Regions from separate parts of the Mus musculus genome. Here region 2 is linked to region 1. A link is a loop called in an ENCODE intact Hi-C map of the cell type or tissue named here. Cell type or tissue: left cerebral cortex. All regions are shown on one strand. Links, peaks and the distances in the headings refer to the core of each region. The heading gives the core; the rest is flanking DNA. Region 1 overlaps Hdac9 (histone deacetylase 9). Region 2 holds the start of Twist1 (twist basic helix-loop-helix transcription factor 1).

Region 1 (2,906 bases), core at 293-2,792:
ATAGATAGATAGATAGATAGATAGATAGATTATATATATTCTGATATAGATTATATATATTCTAGGTCTGTAGGGAAGGTGATATCTTTAAAAGGTCATAACAAATAACCTCATATTTTTGTTATAAATGGTTTGAAGTAAATTCAGAGAATTCAGAAAACCAAATACCAGTCCATGGAAGAACAGTTTGTGGAAGTGATTTCATTTGCAACTGTGTTTCTACTCCTGAAGTTTTCCTGTGTTAGATGACCGTTCTGAAGCCTCTGTATTTTCTAGAGTCATATATGGTTATGTAGATTACCTTACTCTAATAAGAACTGTCTCTATGAGGTGGTAAAGGTCTTAGTGCTTGTTCTAGTTCAGGTAGACTTTCCCCAAATTACCTCGCACCTTACCATTTCTGTTCACTTGAGCTTTATGCTATAGCTCAGGGTAAGAACTGATTACTTCAGTAGTCTATTTATAGTGTGACAGACTTTGTGTAATAGACACGTGGGCCGTCTCTGTCTTGGTATGTTCCTGCATTTTGTAAGTACACAGGGAAGGAAACTAAAGGTTCAAGCCAACAGCATTCAGATGACTGTGGGGACTTGGTAATGTTTGTTGATAGGGAGACACAAGGAATGGAATCATCTAAAAACCTTGCTTGGTTTAGATATAAAAACCATCATGACTTTAGTTTCCTGTCTTCATATTTCAATCATTAAAAGGTGGTTGAAGCACAAACTAAATACTTTCAAGTTCCAAAAGCTGATTAACATTGCAATTTGGGGCAGTGAGTGATGACTTTGAACCTTAAAGAAATTGCACACTCTCATGTCTTTCTCTTCTCGCAAGTTACAACAGGAACTTCTAGCCATAAAACAACAGCAAGAACTCCTAGAAAAGGAGCAGAAACTGGAGCAGCAGAGGCAAGAACAGGAAGTAGAGAGGCATCGCAGAGAGCAGCAGCTTCCTCCTCTCAGAGGCAAAGATAGAGGACGAGAAAGTAAGAGGCACCAGGGTAACAGACACACTGTCTTCTGCATCTTTAGCTGACCGTCGCAAGGAACCTGATAAATAATGAAAAATAAACTTGCCAAAAATGTCCTTGTCTAATGGAAAGAATAACGTATAGACTAAAGTGCCTGTTCACATTAGCTCTGCAGAGTTTAATGAGAAATAAACACAGCATTGGCAGAGACACAGACTGGTTCATTGGGCTTTGAAAGTAAAATCGTGCTGAAGCGACCGAGTGTAAGACTGCCTGTTTACTAGTAATAAAGTAATATCTATGTGTTTTCAGTTCTTCCTTCTTTCTGCCTAGGCAGACACTGTTCTGAGCATCAGGGTGTGCCTCAGTTCTGTATTGGTGTACTTAGACTCTGGAAAGACTCAAGGCAGAGCACTTGCAAACTATCGATCCACAAGAGGGAGACAGATCCAAATGATTGCCCTCTCTCCAGGCAGTTCAGGCTCAGGCATTGCAAAGTTTAAAGTGTGGTGATTTGAACTGAAATTACCAACGAAATTTATTTGTTTAGTACTCAAATGAATTCTAAGACAATGTTGAATTTATAGACAAGAAACTTAGGAGATCATTTTAATGTATTGTAGCTATCTGCAACATTCCCCAAGATCCCTAATTTTAGAAAGATAAAATAATATTAAAAACTAGTGTTTTGTTCCTATTCATGCATCCACTTTTGTAAGTGTTGGGGATTGAACATAGAGCCCCAGAAAGAGCAAAATAAAAAAATTGGCAAGCCGTGTGCCATTAAGACAGCCCCGACTGTCAGCAGTCTTCTCTTTAGATTTAAAGACAGATTGATGATAGTTAGCTGAATTCCCTTCCTATAAAAACGATCAAAGAAATCATTGAAGGTATTTTTGAGGGAAAAAAAAAGTAACATAAGGAACAGTTAAAAGATAGACTTCTTCCACTGTCTAAAGCCTGTGTAGATTTTTTTTTCTTTTAATAGGAAAGCACCATATGCTGTGGCCAGTGATATTTCTTCATAACCTTTGTTGAGCATTCTTGAGTGGCGAGAGGAAGTAACTCACAGTCAGTGTCTGTGTCCCTGTGTGTGTGTGTTGCAGGGGCAGTGGCAAGCACAGAGGTTAAGCAGAAGCTTCAAGAATTCCTGTTGAGTAAATCAGCAACAAAAGACACTCCAACCAATGGAAAGAATCATTCCGTGGGCCGCCATCCCAAGCTCTGGTACACGTATGTTCTGTGTTTGGCTGTTCTTATCCTGGGGGGTTGAGAGCACACAAGTTCTTTCTCTCTGTCTGAACTGGGCAAAAATTCTGGGCCTGCCACTTCTCAGTTGTGTAGCCACAAGTTTCTGGAAATCTCTAAATATCAGCTTTCTTCTCCACAAAAAGGAGTACAACAGTGCCTACCTCTAGAGTTGCTAATAAGGTCTTAAGGAAAACAAACAAACAAACAAACAAACAAAAAACATTACAAAGTAAATAGGAGCAAGCAGTGCTCAGTAATGGTTAGCATTTACCACTGTGAGGGCAGAGAAGATCCTCTTCTTTGTTGAATGAACAAGTGGAATCCGGGAGGACCCAGAGATGGTTTTGAATCCTCATCTAGTACATCTGATATCAGTGCAGAATTTATAAATGTTTAGCAGATTATGGCTTTATTTCATTTCATTTGGCTTAATATAAAATGGAAACTAGAGCTATTTTGAGAAATTCAGACTGTTTTTTTTTTCTATTGTTTTTAAAGAAGAAGAGAAGGGGATGAAGGTAAGGGAGGAAGAACTATAAACAAGCCTAAGCCTTCGCTAACTCCTCCAGGCCCTCCCTGCTGTAGCTCACTTCTTTCCACCAGTGAAATAAGAGTCTGACTGCTGAGATACAGACAGACAACAAGATACATGGTGTTCTTGGAGCTTTTATGGGACCTCGTT
Region 2 (2,906 bases), core at 150-2,649, 470 kb after region 1:
TATTGTTTTCATTAGCACATTGGCATTTCTCAGAAATGGAAATGAAGGAAAAGACAAAAATCCATAGTGACAAGGAAATAAAACTGGTATCACATTGCTTATTTCAGTGCTTTAGTTCGGTAAGAAGTAGGTGTTAGCAAATCTGTTCAACCTTTGCTGCCCCAAGAACTAAGGCATGGAGAGGCTGTGAGCCCTGCTGAACGCCAAGCTGTAATAATATTAGAGCTGTCTTTTAAATAGCTGGCTGTCTCCGTCAGTAGCTGGTTTATTTGAAGTTTTCACTTCTTTGTTTATATTAGTCCCCCAACTCCCTCCTAGATGCCCCTAGAGTTAAACAAACAAGTATTTACCACCAAGTTAATTCTGAGTCTTAAAAATATAGACCAAACTTTAAAGTTCTTAAAATTTTTCAATCATATTTATTTATTGCAGAAAAATAATATACAAAAGATATTTACAAAACAGTCATAAAAATATGAATGCATTTAGACACCGGATCTATTTGCATTTTACCATGGGTCATCAATAAATAAATAGAATGTTGTCTTTTGTAATTTATGTTTTTCTTTTCCTTCAGAGGAAGTATGGTTTTTAAGGAATTCACTGACTATGATTTTGCAGGCCAGTTTGATCCCAGCGTTTTTATTTCTAAAGGTGTTAAAATTCCTCTGATTGTTACCATTTTAAAATGGAGCCAGTCCACAGGGATGCCTTTCCTGTCAGTGGCTGATTGGCAAGACCTCTTGAGAATGCATGCATGAAAAATAAAAATAAAACATTCTTCGTCAAAAAGTGGGGTGGGGGGACACAAACGAGTGTTCAGACTTCTATCAGAATGCAGAGGTGTGGGGGGTCTGCTGCTGCCCCTCTGGGAATCTCTGTCCACGGGCCTGTCTCGCTTTCTCTTTTAAAAGTGTGCCCCACGCCCTGATTCTTGTGAATTTGGTCTCTGCTCTTCTAATTTCCATGAAAATCTTTGTCATATAGATTTATTTTTAGTTATCCAGCTCCAGAGTCTCTAGACTGTCCATTTTCTCCTTCTCTGGAAACAATGACATCTGCAAAAACCCAGAGGGGAAAGTCGGTTATTGAGGATGTCTCTGTGGCTGTTTTCTATGACCGCTAAGCCCTGTTATCACTACCAGCGAGAATTTTCGCTGAACAACCTGGAAGGATTTCAGCCCAAGGGCAAGAGGAAGTGGGTGGGCGGAAAGGAGGGGGTGGAATTTGGAAACAGTTGTTTTAAGAAGGGAATTTTAAAGAAGAAAGAAAGGGGTTTGGGGGATGGCGTTTTGGGCACAAGGCCCCTATGCTTGACTTTCTCAATCTTCTGTCATGCACACCCCCGCACGCGCACACACACATACACCTCTCCTGGGCACACTGGTTCTCCCCGACCCTAGGACCTGTTTCCCCTGTGGGGACTGAACTGCTTGCCAGGGATGCGGGTGGAATGAGGTGGCGGTGCCTGGCTAGGTGGAGGGCAGCGAGGAGAGTGGAGGGGGATGGGGGGGGGATACCCAGCACGGTGGCGAGGTGAACAGGGGACCCGCGGCCTGGCCCGATCGATCCCTGGAGCCGGTCCTTACCTAGGTCTCCGGCCTGCAGAGGGGGTGGGGAGCTCCGCTGCTAGTGGGACGCGGACATGGACCAGGCCCCCTCCATCCTCCAGACGGAGAAGGCGTAGCTGAGCCGCTCGTGGGCCACATAGCTGCAGCTTGCCATCTTGGAGTCCAGCTCGTCGCTCTGCAGGACCTGGTACAGGAAGTCGATGTACCTGGCCGCCAGTTTGAGGGTCTGAATCTTGCTCAGCTTGTCCGAGGGCAGCGTGGGGATGATCTTGCGCAGGGCGGCGAACGCCTCGTTCAGCGACTGCGTGCGCTGGCGCTCCCGCACGTTAGCCATGACCCGCTGGGTCTGCAGCTCCTCGTACGACTGCGGGCTCCCGCCCCCGCTGCTGCTGCCGCCGCCGCCGCCACCACCTCCGCCCGCGCCGCCGCCGCCGCCTCCGCCCGCAGATTTCTTGCCGCGCTTGCCCTGGGCCGGGCTGCCTGGCTCGTCGCCGCCTCCGATGCCCCCGCCCGTGGCCCCGCCGGGCCCCGCGCTGCCGCCCGCGCTGCGCCGACTGCTGCGTCTCTTGCGAGCCCCGCGCTTGCCGCTCGCCGGCTGCTGCCGGTCCGGCTCCTCCTCGCTGTTGCTCAGGCTGTCGTCGGCCGGAGAGACTGGCGAGCTGGACACGTCCTGCATCATCTCGCGGGCGGCGACGTGCGGCCTCGCGGAGCCGGGACGGGGGAGGGTAGAGCAGAGGAGCGGGGCGCCCTAGCCCGCCAGCTTCCCCGCGCTCGGCGCCGGCCCGGGCGGTGCGGCCCGGAGGACGCAGGGAGGCGGGATGGGGGTGGGGGGACCTCCGCGGGGAGGGCGCTGGAGGCGGGGAGGGAGGCGGGCGGGGGAGGGGACGGTGTGGAGGGCCCCGAGGTCCAAAAAGAAGGCGCCCGACGGCCGCAAGCGCGCCCCGTTCCGGCCTGGCGCAGCCGGTGCCGGTGCTGGCGAGCCCGCGAGGTGTCTGAGAGTTGGGCGCGGGCTGTGGACTTGGCGGCTCTTATACCTCCGTGCGGGCGGAAAGTTTGGGGGCAGCGGTGTCATTGGCCTGACGTGGGGAGGAGGGACTTTTCGAAGTTTTATAGGAAAGTTTCCTCTTTCCAGCCCCCCTCCCTCGCCCCCTCCCCCCTTGCTCGGGGTCTAACAATTCGTCCTGCGAACCATTCAAAACCGACCTGGCCCGAGCGGCCAGCCCCTGCGCCCGCCTCTCCCCTCCCTCTCCCCCCCCCAGCTCTCCCCCTCCGCTTCGGGGAGGACGCGGGGCGATTTCCTTCCGCGCCAGAGCGCGCCCAGCGCCCCCGCACCCG

Evidence for each region. Hi-C counts contacts between places; a loop is a spot of excess contacts. Peaks named below come from ENCODE experiments on the same cell type or tissue, not always from the same donor. Only the 100,000 strongest peaks of a DNase experiment are listed, where the experiment ranks them.
Region 2: it touches region 1 in a loop (2.2-fold over the local background); 3 of 42 quality-filtered maps call a loop at or near these places.

Annotation. Positions count from the first base shown.
Region 1 is chr12:34,431,163-34,434,068 of GRCm38, reverse strand. It overlaps Hdac9 (histone deacetylase 9), which reads left to right. Exons shown (of 28, transcript NM_001271386.1): 6 at 838-988; 7 at 2,080-2,206. Among named protein-coding and RNA genes, the nearest start is that of Gm51984, 220 kb to the right of the region's middle. In left cerebral cortex, for the core only: a CTCF peak has its summit at 1,416 (motif pointing right); DNase peaks (open chromatin) are centred at 489, 979, 1,396 and 2,109.
Region 2 is chr12:33,957,322-33,960,227 of GRCm38, reverse strand. Twist1 (twist basic helix-loop-helix transcription factor 1) reads right to left here and starts at 2,557. Exons shown (of 2, transcript NM_011658.2): 1 at 1,590-2,557; 2 at 397-1,058. The coding sequence starts at 2,250. The coding sequence ends at 1,630. In left cerebral cortex, for the core only: no CTCF peak of the experiment used is centred there; DNase peaks (open chromatin) are centred at 1,100, 1,795, 2,132, 2,572 and 1 more place; H3K4me3 peaks cover 972 bases.